Regions from separate parts of the Mus musculus genome. Here region 2 is linked to region 1. A link is a loop called in an ENCODE intact Hi-C map of the cell type or tissue named here. Cell type or tissue: heart. All regions are shown on one strand. Region 1 holds the start of Runx1t1 (RUNX1 translocation partner 1). Region 2 overlaps Runx1t1 (RUNX1 translocation partner 1).

Region 1 (8,000 bases):
GGGTCTCCCTTTAGAGCAGGGGGCTCTTAATGACCATTCATCAATGCTCGTTGGCTGATCATTGAGTGCCTTCTCATTCAGTTTATCAAGTCTTGCACATAAAAAGTCAGAATCCACCTTATTCAGTGCTGTTAAAGCCAACTAGAAGTAAAACGGCAGTCCGAACCCATTCTCCCCTTGTTTTTCTCTTTGTTAATGCAGCCCAGCTTAAATGAGTGTCTTTATTGGGTCGGTTAGAATATCTGAAACTATTAATTCTCCTGTATTGAATAGCTGGTGGCAGGCCAGAGCAGATGGGGTAGGCGAGTATTTGGTTGGGTGTATTGCTTTCAATCAGGATCAATGAGGTTCCAGATCCTTTGAATGAACTCACTTAGTCCCCACGGCGTGCAGCCCTTGCAGACTATCACACAACAGCCAGCAAGAGGTTGCAGAGGGAGATGGGGACGAAACCCTGGAAAAGCTTTTGCTCAAACTCTCTCTCCTCCAGGGTGGAGATCTCTCATTTGCTGCAGATAGTGTCACTGGATGGCTGGTCTCTGTGGCTGAGTCAGATATGAACAAAGGAGAGATGTGTGTAGTGTGGTGCTGTTCTACTGTGGAATTGGCACAGAACTGCTGTGCTTTGATGAAGAAGAACCCAGAGTTATCGCCCCAAACCTACTGATTTTTTTTAATGCGTCTAACATTTCATTATTGGCTAAATTCGTTGATTTGCAAAGTAATGATTTAGACAAATGTCTTTCTAAAACTGCCCTTTAAAAAGTAGACTTTCCACTAAGTTAAAAGTCAGGTATTGCTGCACCTTTTTAGAAAAAGCACTTCAGTGGTCATTAAAGTGTTCTGGGTTGTTCTGAATGTATTTTAATTTTATAAAGTCTGTATTGATGGGGACACAGGGCAGGGCTCTGTACTGGAGCAAACTTTCCTAGTACACACTCCGTTTCTCGTTGTTTGCCTATGTAACTGCATTAATCATGCTATTGATTGTCTATTTTTATTATACAGTTTGGATGTTAGAGATCTTGGCTCTTTGTACTCATTTTATTAAAGGGAAAGTTATTTCTGCCTAAGTAACTGTATCTATACATGTCCAGGTTTCCCAGTTCAGGGAGAGATGCCAAATGGGGCTGCAGCTTTGCCTGTCTCTAGGTGAAAGCAAGGGACAGACTCCTTGAGAAAACGCTGAACCAGCCTCAGATGCATGCTCAGCCAGGCCCTTTTTGCAATCAGACTTGAAGGTGAGAATCTCCGGGGATCCAGGTTTTGTTGACGTGGATCAATTTAAAGTGGCAATTACTGTAGTCAGATAACAGCTTAAAAAGCCTTTTTACACATAGAAAAGATACATAATCACACAGCATATGGAAGTTCAATTTTCTGAGCTGTAGTTTCAGGCCTTGGAGTGTACCGATATTAAGACCCAGTTTTGAAACCAGATATCATCCAGTTTTCTTGACGTGTATTGCATTTTGTCATATGACTTTCTATTTTAGAAGTGATTCACCGTGCATATTGATGAAAGGTTGGGTGCCCCACTGTGAAAATGTTTTCTTTCTTCCATAGGTATAGTATTAAAGAAAAAAAAAATTGGTGTGTAGCATTGAATGGCTTTTCAAAACTACTCCTTAAAAAAATGGAAGTCTTCAGATTTAGGATTCTGGATTCCATAAAGGCCCTTATGCCAGCACTTAATTGGTGATCACACTCATGCATGCTATAACAATTTCTGTCACAAGAATGTTTGAGCTTGCTGCTTAACAGAACTGAAATCCATTACACAGAACCTCATTACAAGTGACACCCAACTAAGATGAACAAAAAGATTGCCCTCATAAATAGAGTGTAGTATACTATTCTTGACAGAACAGAGTAATCACTATGAATTGTCGTCTTTTTACAAGTTGTCTCTGACAGAGATGGATTTTTGAGGGGTTCACTGGCTGAAGCAGCCCTTCTCAGGTTCAGCGTTCAGGGGCTGTAGAAGTTCTTACTGATCGATGCTGTTTATCAAAGATGATATATTTTTCGTTTGTGCAAGGTGTGTGTTGTGTGCATGTGCTCTGAAGCCCTCTCAGGCGAAGGGACAGGGAGGCAGTGGGTAGAGGTCAAAATCACTGCCTGTTTTCAGATGGGGTCTGTTAGTAGTTCTTGAAGGCAGCAAGGAGGGGAGAAAAATCAACCTGATGAAAGCTTATGGAAAATGTCGAATAAGCAAAGGACACATGGACCACTGCCAGAATAGCAAGAGTTAAAGGGGCCGGTCCCTCTTCATGGTCACTGAGCTGGCTGGCTGGTCAGTCCTGAGTAGAATTGTTTAGTAGAATTGTGTGTGTCTAGTGGATTGGCTGTACACTGGAAAGGTAGAGAGCCCAAGGGCTTGACCACCATGTGAGCCCTGTTGTTAAAACAAACAATCAAACACAGACCCAGAGAAGAGTTCCCAAGTGTTAAATTGTGAAGAAGAGTTTTAGAAGAGAATAATGTTTTCCTTCTGCCTGGCATCTTTGTGTGTTTAGAAACAGGCGGGCAAGGCAGGCAGGCAGGCAGGCTTGTGTTTCTCCTATGAGGCAAGGATGTTTTACAAAGGACTGAAGACACACTGCTGGGAAGGAAATAGGCAGCTTTAGATAAAGCACTGTAACAAAGGCTCCCAGTTTTATATATCATGGTGTCCATTAAAGCTTAATAGGGAAGAGTCCATTGAACCAGGCTGGGTATGTGTTATTCACAGTCAGGAGAAACATTTAAGGGTGTCTCCCCCCCCAGCCCCCCTTGCACCCCCCCCCCCAGCACCCCTTCCCAAAAAGGCATGATTGTTTAGCTTTTGAAAAGGCATTACAATGAAGAGTTTGTTTTTGTCTCCTGTGGATCTCTATGTAAAGTAGAGGAAAGTAAGCTGAAAGTGTTTGGAGCAAATCAACCTGGGAGCCCAGTGGATTGAAAGCACTGTAGTGAACTAAAAACGGTTAGATTCTGCCTCAGAAAAAAAGTGTTCTGTTTGACCCACGCTACTGGGAAGCTGGAAGTGTTCTGCTCATACTTTGTGCTGGGCGATGAACTGGCACAGCCCGGTCTTACAAGAGGTTTTTAGGTTGTTTGGGGTTTCCAGATCAATAAAAAAAGCTTTGTGGTCTGTGCCCTTGTTTGTTTTAAACCAAACTTCCCAGTAATGCCTGTTAAAATTAGAAGATGAAGGACAGCTTTCAGTGTGAGTTGGGGTCAGGTCAACATTGCCATCTTTTGGCAAAATAAGGGTTAACTTGGAGCTGGGAAGGGGTGGTGATAGTGAATGAATTATTCAGCATTTAGCTTATCTTTCTGCATTTCACTTTCTGCTTTTTGGTGCTCTGGAACTGGGGCAGGAGGAAGAGTGGAGAAAGGGAGACAGGAGTTGTGATACTTTGTACACACGTCCCTGTCATTGTTCTGCCTGAAGAGACAGGGCTGGGTTCAAGGCCACATGTGTTCCTGTCATCCTGCACATTTCTGCTCCAAGTGCAATCCGGAGTGTCAGCTCTCCATCTGTCTCTGCCTGGCAGGCGCACGCGCCCAGCACCCTGCCTCGGGCCATGCCGCCCCAGCCCCTCTGATGGCCCTCCTCTCCACCGCCCCGCACATTCCAGAACAGGAGGCATGAGCCCGCATCGCGCTCCCTCTTAACACAGAGTTGCTTTCAGTGTGTTACACGCTGGATTCCGGGATGCCTGGTGAGTGAGTCCTCTTTTCTTGCAAGGAAGGAAGCTTTACTTTCTGTAACGCGTGGAAAATGCCGACTGCACCACGACTGCTGTACTGGATGAGGGCAGGGAGAGGCTGTGGGGTGATAGAGGTGTGATTGGGAGGTGACACAAAGAAAGCTGGATTTAGGGGTGTAGGATATGGGGAGATACTCCTTTGAAACTGAGGGGAAGGAAGCCGTGGATGTTTGCCTGAGCAGTTTACACAGGGGATTAGCTCCACTGAGAAGTGTTTTCTGTTCTGGGTCTCTGGACTATCATCTGTACTTCTTTGCTGGTTATTTGCCTGTGGAGAGAGTTTTTAGATTATGGTAGAATTCTTGGAGAACGTCTTTGAAGAGCTGTTTATGTCAAAGAAAATGAAGGCAGCTTTGGCACTAGAAGGAATTTCTCGCTCTAAATCATAGTCCTTAGATGTTATCATGTAAGTAATTGAAATCGGGTCATTTAGAAGAAGTATGCTGAATTAGTGACATTCCTGTGTCCCTGGAAATTTAGTGTATGACAATTCTCCAGAAAAATATTATCTTTGGAAACTGAAGTGTTTCTGTGATTGCTGCCAGGGAAAACTGTGTTTGTGAAGCCTGCTGCAGGAGAAGGGCTGTCTCTGCTGCTCTCCAGAACTCTCTAAATTGTCCTGTGCCGAATGCAGAGCAGATAAAGGCAGGGCACACAGAGATCCTCCAGCTGGCTGGCGCATGCAGATTATTTGGGTAGGGCAGGCAGAAGAGGCCGTGCTTGGTCAGAGTTTGCACACCTCCCAGATGGTGTTTTGAAACATTATCTGCCAGCTTTCTGAAACCACAGTTGTGTGTAGGTATCGCCAGTTGTTTGAAGAGTGTTTTCCCTTTAGGATACGTCTTGGAGTCTGCTCTCCTCGTTATTGATATGTGTGCAGAAAGGACAAGTTTGCCCAGGATTGCACTTCCGTTGCTGTTGTTCAGGGGACTAGCAATGCATAGAAGCTGAAATATGGGGAAATTCAATTACCAAAAAAGATAATAACTGAGGTCTTAGAAAGGTCATTTTAACTCTTTAAGCTCTCAGCTTGATTTATATGCAATATGTAACTGAGGAAGAAATGTGCCCTTATTATATAATATAGAACTGGTGAAGAAGTGCTTGTATTTTATTTGTTTGTTTGTTGTTGTTGTTGTTGTTGTTGTTGTTTTACAAGGCCATTGGAGCACAGTTTCATGGAAATTTATAAAAATTCATAGGTTCTTTGTTTTTATGCTCTTAATAGATGAGTATTACATGGTCTGGCAGCACCCACCAGAGTCTGTGATATTTTGGTAAAATAGAACCAAATCTGCTTGTCAGTGACAAAGGGGGAGGGGTACTAGTTAGGACCTCTTCTCCTGATTCCTCACATGACTTTTAAAGAAAGCTCCAAAGCACTGAATTGTACTTAAGGCTTTGCCATTGGAAGTTGGCTTTAGTGTTAAGTTGTTAATACCTGACTGGTTCTGTAGTGGTGTTCTGAAGTTTGAGCTCTCTGTGTGTCTGTCTGTCAGTCTCTGTTTTTCTGATTGTCTCTCTCTCTGTCTCTCTCTCTCCCTATGTCTCTTCCTTTCCTTCTCCCTCTCCCCTCCCCTAGTTCTCTCTCTCTCTCTCTCATTCTCTGGACCCCTCCTTCCCTCCCTCCCTCCCTCTCTCCCTCCCTCCCTCCCTCCCTCCCTCCCTCCCTCCCTCCCTCCCTCCCTCCCTTCCTCCCTCTTTCTCCCACTGTGTTAGAAGATCTTGTACTTGGATGCAGAGACTAGCAGCAGCTGTGACTGTGAGCATGTTCCAGGATGACCATACTTGAACAGATCTGATACTTGGCTATTTTTTGACACCCATCTGTATTTTTTTAAAAATCTATTATCAGATGGGCTACCTCTTAATATGTTCTAGCATATTTTCATCCATTCATGTATATTTATATTAATGGACTTTCTTTTTAGCCATCGTGGGGGTAGCTTTGCAATTTTACTAAAGCAGTCTAGGTAGAAGTTTAAAAGGAAAACTGTGTTTGTATAACCTGGTGTCACTGTTCCTCTTTTTATTGCCTACACATTTACATATCAACTTTCCAATTGATTTATTTGTAGTTCAAGTGTCAGAAGTGGTTCCTTGTCTCAGACTTGACGTAATAATTCTCAGATCTAAGACCTCCTTTATAAACTTTAGCATCACTAGACACAGATGTGCAGATGCTTAGCTTATCCAGACGCATGGCATCCTGGGAGTGGGGAGGTGAAAAAGAAGGTTTAATTTAGGGTTTTGTAGAACTGTTTTGGGAAAATAACACCTCTCCTTTTGTTAGTTGTTGATAACATACTGTTACAAAATGAGCTACAAAAACTTGGAGGAGGTTGAGCATACTTTAGAAAAATAAACTATTTTAAAGTTATCTAACTCACTTAGAAGGAAATATGACTTCACTGCCTCTCTCTCTCTCTCTCTCTCTCTCTCTCTCTCTCTCTCTCTCTCTTTCTTTCTTTCTTTCTTTCTTTCTTTCTTTCTTTCTCTCTGACAAGCACATCCTTGTGTTTAAGAGAAGGAAATGCTTTTTTATAGAAGTCTGGGAGACCTTGGCATTATATTGTTACAGGAGAAAGTGACCCTAAAGTTTTCTGAAACATTTGTATTTTTATCAGTCTTTGTGTACTGTTATCAAATAACATGTGTTGACCTACAGAATGGGCTCCGGGCTGTTTCCTTAAAAGGACAGTAAGTGAGCACGGTCCCTGGAGCCCAGAAATAGTGCTGTTCTTTCAGAAGATGGCTAGCATTAGGTCAGACCACCCTTCTCAATGGTCCTGCTCGCCAGATGTGCCTGGAACTCTTTTTTTTTTTTTTTTTTTAAGTTCAAGTTTCCAAAAGGGGGAAAAAAAGGTTTGTTTTGAAAATCTGGTTTTACTTAAGACATCTCCATCCTGGAGTGCATTTCATAAATTGCCCACATATTTTTCCTAGCAGAGAACTTAACTGGCTGTAATTTTTAACACATGGCCACATCATGTGATATTTTCAAAACACTTACACATAGCTTTGAGAAGGTCCCTGCAGGAATGATCCATCCTCTCACAGTTGGCCCATTTTTTAACAGCATATCTGCATTTTCCATTTAGGAGAGCTATATATTATTAGCTTACATTTTTGGGTAGTAAAACAGTGCATTGCTGATTGTAAAACATGGACTTTATTATCTGCTGAAAATTGATTTGGCATTTATAGCCACTGTGTATTAGACTGTTTTTCTGTTTTTAACATCAATGCTTAAAAGCGATGATTTGTGTTTAAAAAAATTAAAAAAATAAAATAAAAAAGAAAAGAAAAGAGAGAGCAACTCAAAACAAAACCAGAAGTGAAGTTGGCACAGACAGACAACTGTTAGTGTCCTTTGTAACTGAAAATTTGGGTAACACACCTGAAGTGTTGTGTGTGTGTGTGTGTGTGATGTTAATGGATGTATGTAAATCCTGTTATGTACAAATAAAAACATTGCACTCACCAATGCTGTTTTACTGCGCAAGTCAGTTTGCCAGCCTATTAGGCTGACTCTTGAGTTTCAAAAAAGCCTCATGACAGCTATTCAACGAAAACTATATGAGCCATAAGCACCCAATTATAAATGTAGATTGTGCAGACGTCTGAAGTTTCGACTTCCATTCGAGCCCTCTTGCCTCATCCCTTTCTCTTTTCAATTCTTATTATTGATATTTCTGAGGGCTTGGCCTTTCAATTCTATATCTTTTAAACAACTTGAAAGAGCTTATAGCTCATTTCTATGTATAGTTAATAACATAAGGTCTAATGAAAAATGTTTTTAATCTTTTTTCCTCTGAGGAGTGGGCAAAAGAGAGGGAGAGAGAGAGAGAGAGAGAGAGAGAGAGAGAGAGAGAGAGAGGGAGGGAGAGGGAGGGAGAGGGAGGGAGAGGGAGGGAGGGAGAGGGAGGGAGAGAGAGAGAGAGAGATGTTCTTTATAATTTTTGCAGGTTTCCTAGATACTACACTGAGGAAGTGGTTGATGAAGACCATCCTCAGTTGCTTAGTGACTTTCAGGACAGCCTGGCTACCCAAGAGCCTCTTTTCAAAAACAAAACAAAGCAAACAACCCACAAAAGGTCCCGATTGTTCATTTTCATTTCCTAAAATGAAAATTTACCTAGTGGGCATTATGTGGTTTACAGATGTCTATTACGTATCATCTCTAGGCTGATAACTGATGTTTTCAAAGAAGATATGGTAATTATGATATCTGAACAGCCT
Region 2 (8,000 bases), 47 kb after region 1:
CATCAGAGGACTGAACCCAGGTCCTAGTGCATACTGGGCACATGTTTACCGCCGGACTATACTCCACCACTTTTTATTTATCTGTTTTAATGTTGAGACATGGTGTCTTTAAACTCTTTAGGCAGACTGCAAATGTGCAATCCCTTTGTCTCAGCCTCCTAAGTGACTAGGACCACAGCCATTGTGCCTCTGTCTTCAGCCCTTTTATAATGAACTGGTGTCATGACAGTAAGCAGAGCCTTCATAACCTAAGCTCTTCCTGAATCCCCCACCTCTTAATGCTATAGCACTAGCAACGTGAAATCTGGGCTGCGTTGTGATACATGCCTTCATTCTCAGTAGCCTGGACACTGAGGCAGGAGGATTACATTGAGTTTGGAGCCAGCCTGAGATCCATTCATGAAATCTTGTGTTTAAAAAAAAAACCTGAAACAAAGCAAAATAAAATCCCAAATGAATTGTAGGTGACATTTAAACATGTATATATGACAAGAAGAAAAATATATCCATCCTTTCATAGAAGTACAGGAAACTCATGACAAAATTCAACTTATTCTCAGCTCTTTTTAAGTGTCCTGTATTTTGGATGTTTCCCAACTTGGAATATGTCCTTTAACATTGAAGATTTGAACTTTTTCCTTGGATGGTGAGGTGAAAGATGTTAATTGGCAGTAGCTGTTAGTCATGTGGTGTCAGGAGCAAACAGGGACATTGCACAGTGCTACTCAGATGAGATATTGGTAGGCAAGCTAGAGGGACTAAATGTTCTCCCATCCCTTCTTTTTGCATTCTTGTCATTGATTTTGTTTTAGAGATGGAGTTTCAGTATGTAACTCTGGCTCGCATTAGCTCACACTGGCCTCTGCCTCTAGGGTGCTAGGATTATAGGTGTGTTCCTCTATGTTTGGCTTAAATGTATTTCTGAGCAGAGAGGGTAGGTAGTGAAGACTTTTCATCCCAGCTTGGGTCCTCTAGGCAGAGATGGTGGGGTCAAGAGTAAAGAGCATCACCAGTTTCTTAGTGGGTTTGAGGTCAGCCAGGACCACAAGAGACCCAACCTTTAAAAAGGTGGGGAGGCAGAGACAGGTGGATTTCTGAGTTTGAGGCCAGCCTGGTCTACAAAGTGAGTTCCAGGACAGCTAGGGCTATACAGAGAAACCCTGTCTCGACCCCCCCCCCCCCCCACACACACACATACCAAAAAAAGCAAACAAAATGCATTGTTTTGAGATTACATTTTATTTATTTATCTTTGTGTGTGTGGGTATGTACAAATGTCACAGCACTTGTGGAGGACAGAAGACAATGCTCAGAAGTTGTTCTCTCATTTGTCGTAGGACTCAGGTTTCCAGCTCAGGCCACTAAACTTGGTGGCAAGCACTTTTACCCACTGAATCACCTTATGGGCTCCACAAACACATTTCTTAAATTCCTTTCCAAATTATGATATTTTCAATTTACAATGAGTTATTGGATCATACTCCCAGTGGAAATCCTGAAGCATCTTTCTCTGAATTCTACTCTATCCCAAGTGCTTGCTGTTGATGGCTGGTATGACTCTAAGGTTGATTATCTTTCTTCTTTTGTTTTGTTTTGTTTTGTTTTTCATATATTTTAGTGTTTGCCTGCATGTATGTCTGGGTGAGGGTGTCAGATATTGGAGTTATAAACAGTTGTGAGCTGTCCTATGCATGCAGGGAGTTGAATCTGGGTCTTCTGTAATAGTATCCAATCCTCTTAACCACTGAGCCATCTCTCCAGCGTCAAAGTTGCTTGTCTTTGAAGTCATTCTAATAGATTTAAAGAGGGAACATGGTCACTCTTCCTATAAAGTGAGTTATGTGTGTTTTAGTGTGTTTTGTTTTTTGAGATGGGGTCTTGCTGTAGCATTGCTGCCTGGAACTCAATATATAGATCAGGCTGGCCTTGAACTCACAGAAATCCATCCACTTCTGCCTCTCAAGTGCTGGGATTAAAGGTGTGTGCCACCACACCCAACTGTACATACGTATTAAGTACTCTCCCAAGGGAGAATTAAAGAGAGAAAGTAGTTCATCAAGTTACCTCTCGTTTCCAGTAGTTGGTGTGTGTAGCTCATACACATTGTCTAAAAAATTGGGCGATGTGCTTGGTGCCTGGGCGGCTGAGGAAAACCATAAGAGTATGTGTATGAGCTCTATTGGGCAGGAAAAGATATGCAGATAAGAGTAGCTATTTTGCAAAGAGGGAAGCAGCAAAGAAAGACTCAAAAGAAACAAAAAATGCTCCACAAACCCCAGGACTAGCAATGGATCTCTCCTATACTGACAGATGACAGGCAGGCTTGATGACCTTGCTTGCAAGAGACAGAGATCTGCATAGGAAAGTATAGAGGACATTGGTGTCTGATATGAGTAGGGATGAGCAAGGGTCTTTTTGTTTGTTTGTTTGTGTTTGTTTGTTTTTGATTTTTGTTTTTTGGGTGTTTTGTTTTGTTTTCGAGACAGGGTTTCTCTGTATAGCCCTGGCTGTCCTGGAACTCACTTTGTAGACCAGGCTGGCCTCGAACTCAGAAATCCGCCTGCCTCTGCCTCCTGAGTGCTGGGATCAAAGGCGTGCGCCACCATGCCCGGCTATGAGCTAGCGTCTTAAACACATAATCTTATTCAGTTTACCACCTCTGTAAGATAGACACAGAATAGCATTCCCATTTTTGCTGTGCATAAGGAAGGCTCAGGATAAGTAGCCTAAGGGAGGGCTTACTCTTAATGGTTGAAAGAATTCCTTTGCATGGGTCTTCTCCCACATGGCCTGTAAGCAAGCCCATTGTAGATTCCCTCTCTTGCATCCCTTAAAAACACACCTGGAACTATTTGAACTAACTTCAAGTGAGACAAATGCCAAGCCAGATTATGTTATACCATTTTACATTGAACAAAGAAAGAAAAAGGAAATGAAAACATCTCGCCTCTAGAGGGCCTTGGCAATGAATTCAACACTGAAATGGTATCAGTAATACATTTTTCTATGCCATAAGTAAGTTTTTCCATGCGCCACCATCTTTGGTACACATGTGCTGGATATTTGCCAAGTGAGAAGAATGTTACTACACAGGGAAGATAGTCTTGTCTGGAAGCTGCGTGAATCATTTGAGGTAAAGGCCTTATTTTACCTACCTTCCAGACCTTCTTTTCAGCCTTTTCTTTCCCTTTCTCCATCCGTCTTTTTCTTTCCTCCCTTTCTGTGTCACTCTTTCAATAAGTATCACAAGTTGTCTTCTAGCAACTGAAAAACAGAAAGGATATACCAGGAAAGTATAATCTTCATTAACTTAAAAAAGGTACTTGTGATACATTCTAACCTCATGTTGGTTTAAGCATGTCCTCTAATTTGAAATAGGGTGAAGTGCTTCTCTGGTTAAGTCATCGCTCTTGTGCTGTTTGCTATATAGTTTCAAGAATATATATTTCAAAAACATTGGAAAAAAATAATCCCAAACAAATGCAACAGAGCTCCACATACTTGAAACATATTGTCCAAATTTATCTTAAATCTCTGTGCTGCAGAACGTTTCTGTGTGCATGGATTAGGCCGGCTGATGACTTCTTCATCTATCACTATCCTGGGTGATTGTGTCGAGCAGAAGAGAATGACTTACATATGGTCCCACTTTGTCGTAGTTTGTAGGGCCTCTGGGTTGGAACCATTTGATCAGAGAAGCCAACCGTCACAGAAATTTGGCTAATGTCGAAATCCTACATATGCACATGTACACATAGATCAGGTCAGACTGTGTCTATTCCTGTTTGAACTCGTGGTTTCCTTCCGTGTATTGATTGCTAGTTCTTTCTCTTAAAATACTGATGACATTAACACAAAAAAAAACCCTCATACTTGTTTTGATCATGATATTCTGTAAAGGCATTACGTTACAGGTGTGGTCCAGGCTGATGTGGAAAATGTTTCTCAGTTAAAGCTATGAGTATGTCCAACATCTTTCTAGAACTGAACAGAGCTAGAAATACCAAAGATTATCTTCAGCAGAAATCTAACTCTTACATTTGAAGAAGAAGCCCATGGTGGGCTTTATATTGTATCTTTTTTTCTTGGTGTAAGTACTTAAAAGGACAGAGGACTTAAGTGAACTTTCTCAAGTTAGGTATTCTTGTCATCTGAGGTGGGTGACTGGCCGGGCTGGTAGATCCTTCTTTAGTAAATGGAGCTTCTGAGAGCGTTTCTCCCTTTGGGGTCTTTCTCCTTGTTTTGTTCTTTCCTTGTTTCTCCTTTTTCTTTCTTTCTATTGCTTCATTGATGTTTTTTTTTCATGCTTCCCATTTCCCCCTCCCCCTCTGCTCTTGCCTTTTCGGTCTGTTCAGCCACGTGCTCTGTGGATCTGGCCTGCCTTCCCTCTTGGTTCCCTGTGAGTGTTAGCAGAATGAAAGCCAGATGGACCAGCAGTTCCCACTGTTATCTTCCAGCAGACTCTGGCAAGCCTCCCTCCCTCCTTCCTTTCTTGGCATGACAGAAGTATTTGCCTTTATTTAGGGAGCCCATGTTCGCTGCTGTACCTCTTCCCTCAGCTGCAGCATAAGCGGAAAACTTTATTCTCCTCTTGCCGAGGTTGATTGAGGAGAGTAGACATGCCGTAGATTTATCAAAGGAGCAGTTTGAAGCCCGCCCAAATTGTTTATTTTTCTGAAATAAGGGATTACTGAAGCTGGTGGTTGCGTGCCCTGGGATAGCAGTATAAAGACATGGTTTTTGCAGTAAGATAAAGTCTGGAGTAAGTTGTATTTGTGTTGGTGTTGCCGCCAACATGTCCCTCGGGATACTTCTCTTGAACTGGGATTATTCAGTGTTATTAAACCAATGGTAGAGAAGAAGACACAGAGCCTGATACTGCTGACTCAATTATGAAGCAAAATATACTTACTAGGCTGTAGATGATGGTATTACATCATCCCTAAAATAGGATCAACATTATTTGAGCTTTTAAAATGCCCTGTTTTTGTTGCACTCTCCTTTTTATGAAAATGCTTTTTTTTTTTCTTTTTTTTTGACGCAGGGTATTACTAAGTAGCTTTCATGAGTTTAGACCAGAATGGCTTCAGATTTAAAGCAATCCCTCTGTCTCTGCCTCTCAAGTGCTGAAATTCCTGGTGTATGCTACCAGGCCTAGGTAGAAAACTGCTTTTGTTTGTTTGAGATACAAGCTTAGTATTTCAAGCTGTCCTTGAACTCCTGTTTCTCTTTGCCTTCGTTTGCCAAGTGATGGGATTACAAGCATGCGTCATGAGAGGTGCCATAGCAAGTTTCTTTGAAGAAAATAAGCTAGGTTTGGGATTATAATAACAGTAATTTGACTGTTTAGTTTCATTGACTTTAATTTTTTTTACTTATTTTAATTTTATGTGTATGTATGTGTACCGTGTGTGTGTGTGTGTGTGTGTGTGTGTGTGTGTGAGAGAGAGAGAGAGAGAGAGAGAGCACCGTGTGTGTGTGCACTAGCCTTAGGATGTCAGAGAGGGTATTGGACCTCTTAGAACTGGAGTTAAAAGTGATTGTGAGCAAGCACATAGGTGCTGTGAATTGATCTCAGTATGTCCTCTTAACCACTGAGCCATCTTTTCAGCTCTTAGTATCTGACTCTTAAGGAAATTTGGGAATTATTTGCGAGGCCATGGGTGTGGGGGAAATTGTGGAACAGGAGTTAAATCTGTAACTGACTGGGAACAATCAGTTGAGATCTCTACCTTCTGAACAGCACACCCCGGTCCTGTGCGTAGCCCATTGCCCCACAATTATTTGTTCTAATTTTCATAATGATTTAAAATGTATGCTCTGAATAGTGTATTATTTTGCCTTTTTTTAGGAAGTGCAAGTTTAAAATTTTTGTCTCTAAAGTTTAGTACTATCTCAAAAATGTTTTTGGAGTGCCTATCATGTATTTGTATAAAATTGGACCTAAGGCATAAAGCAAGAAACCATTTCATTTTCAGCGAGAATCTACTGCCTTGAAAATTTTATTAGCCTAAAAAGTAGATGGGAATATCCAGGGAAAAATAAACTTAGAAGCCCCATGTACACACTGTCATTCATCATTAGGATACCAACAAAGGGGAAAGGATGCATGTTCAAGGCTAGCCTGGCCCTCATAGTGAGTTTCCATGTCAGCCTAGACTGCTGAGTGGCTACATGGGAGAAAAAGGAAATAGACTTAGAAGAAAACACCCTGGGCTTATACATGGTCATCATTAGGTAACGAGGGGTTTGTACAGGGCCCTCCTTTAGTTTTTATCAATTTTTACTTTGAGACTTTCGTGTTCTAAGGATATAAATTGGAGTATTGCTCTCAAGCTTGTAACTAACAGGACAGGCCAGGAATTCACACATTCCACATAAAGAATAGCTTAACTTTACTATAGACCAAGCATTTATGTGTTTTTAAAGTAGGGCAGATAAAATTGAGGATCTGGGGAACACAGAAACTTTTTTCATTTAATCAACCAGAAGAATAAGCAAGGTGGGGATGGGAGATCTGGTAGAAATGGAAGATGCCTGCTCAATGCCAGGACCTCCTTCTGGCTTAGCTGATGCTGCAAGTCCATTACTTCTGAGCTGTCAGGGCGGGTTCATTATCATCTTCTTCATCTGTTTTCTACTGAGTGAAATTGTGTTGATGCACAGAGCAGTACCAAGGTGGCATCTGCCTAAGCCGGGAATAATAGAGTATTATATAGCCTGGTTACAAATGAAGTCCAGCCCCAACCCCCACCTATGCTACACCTTCTCAAGCGGCTGCATGGATGACAAAAGTCTGCTTTCAACTTCCATAGATCAGAGTATTTTACTGATAGAAGATGTGTGATTTCTTCTGTTTGTGTGCCTCTGAAAGAGACAGACCGACTTTGTGAGTCCTGGGTGTTGAAGGAGGGAAATAACCTGTTCCTGGTGGCATTCCCAGATCGTACCGAGAAGCACTCCACAATGCCAGACTCACCTGTGGATGTGAAGACGCAGTCTAGGCTGACTCCCCCAGCAATGCCACCTCCTCCAACCACTCAAGGAGCTCCAAGAACCAGCTCATTTACGCCAACGACATGTAAGTACTCAGTTCTGAACTGAAGGTTTCAGTTTGAAAGGGTAAATTGAAATTTTTCTGCACATAAAAAACAATCATCAAGAAAAAATAAAATCCAATATCAACGCTTTATGCAGAATCAAGTGCAAAAGCCTTGAAAGTTTGCCAGTGGTAATGGTTATTGAACCCAAACAAAAGTGTCGTGTTTTAGGTATAATTGGTACAACTGTGAATATTTGCCTGCCTTTATATTATTTCTTCAACATTGTAATCCACCATGATTTGAGCAAATGAATAATATTACATTTGCTCCCTTGGTCTAGTTACGCCTATGACTTTTAATTCATGTTAATGTAGAGCTCTTTATTTTGGTTGTTCAATTTCACTTAGAACATAGAAATGTGCTATAATTATTTCAAGTTATTTCTACCTTGCTTTCTTCTATGTCAAATAGCTACAAATAATTTTTTTTGAAAGTCCCTCACATTCTGAAGTTGATGCCACGGTTCCCAGTGGAAACCTTTCTGAATTCAGCAGCGTGACTCTTGTTAGGACCTGCTGGACTTTTATCAAACCATATCCCATTTGCATTTAGCCCAGGTCCCGTGTTCTGAGTTTTTCCTGTAGCATCCCAGAAAGGACCAGAAAATTCAGACCACCAAGCAACTTCCCCATTCTAGCAGGGCCCCTCTGGAGAATGGTTTCAATCAGTCTCAGAGTTCTGGTTAAAATTGTCATCAAAGCCTTGTGATGCTAAGAAATATTTATCTGTTATAGATGATACTCTTAATGGACCATGTGCCATGAAACCATATGAATGAAAAAATATCTAAGGGGCAAAAATAGATCCACTAGTCTCTAAAGATAGACAGCCTAAGCAGTCATGCACAACTGCCCTGCCATTTAAAAGCTCTTTCCAAATGTGTACGGGGCAGAAGGC

What was found. A loop is a pair of places that touch in the nucleus more often than their neighbours do. Peaks named below come from ENCODE experiments on the same cell type or tissue, not always from the same donor. Only the 100,000 strongest peaks of a DNase experiment are listed, where the experiment ranks them.
Region 2: it touches region 1 in a loop (4-fold over the local background); 8 of 42 quality-filtered maps call a loop at or near these places.

What each region holds. Positions count from the first base shown.
Region 1 is chr4:13,781,432-13,789,431 of GRCm38, forward strand. Runx1t1 (RUNX1 translocation partner 1) reads left to right here and starts at 3,351. Exons shown (of 11, transcript NM_009822.3): 1 at 3,351-3,710. The coding sequence starts at 3,704. In heart, no CTCF peak of the experiment used is centred here; DNase peaks (open chromatin) are centred at 3,690, 4,420, 5,510 and 6,490; H3K4me3 peaks cover 3,003 bases; H3K27ac peaks cover 6,099 bases.
Region 2 is chr4:13,828,690-13,836,689 of GRCm38, forward strand. Runx1t1 (RUNX1 translocation partner 1) reads left to right here. Exons shown (of 11, transcript NM_009822.3): 2 at 6,944-7,081. Among named protein-coding and RNA genes, the nearest start is that of Runx1t1, 48 kb to the left of the region's middle. In heart, no CTCF peak of the experiment used is centred here; a DNase peak (open chromatin) is centred at 4,442; H3K4me3 peaks cover 564 bases; H3K27ac peaks cover 983 bases.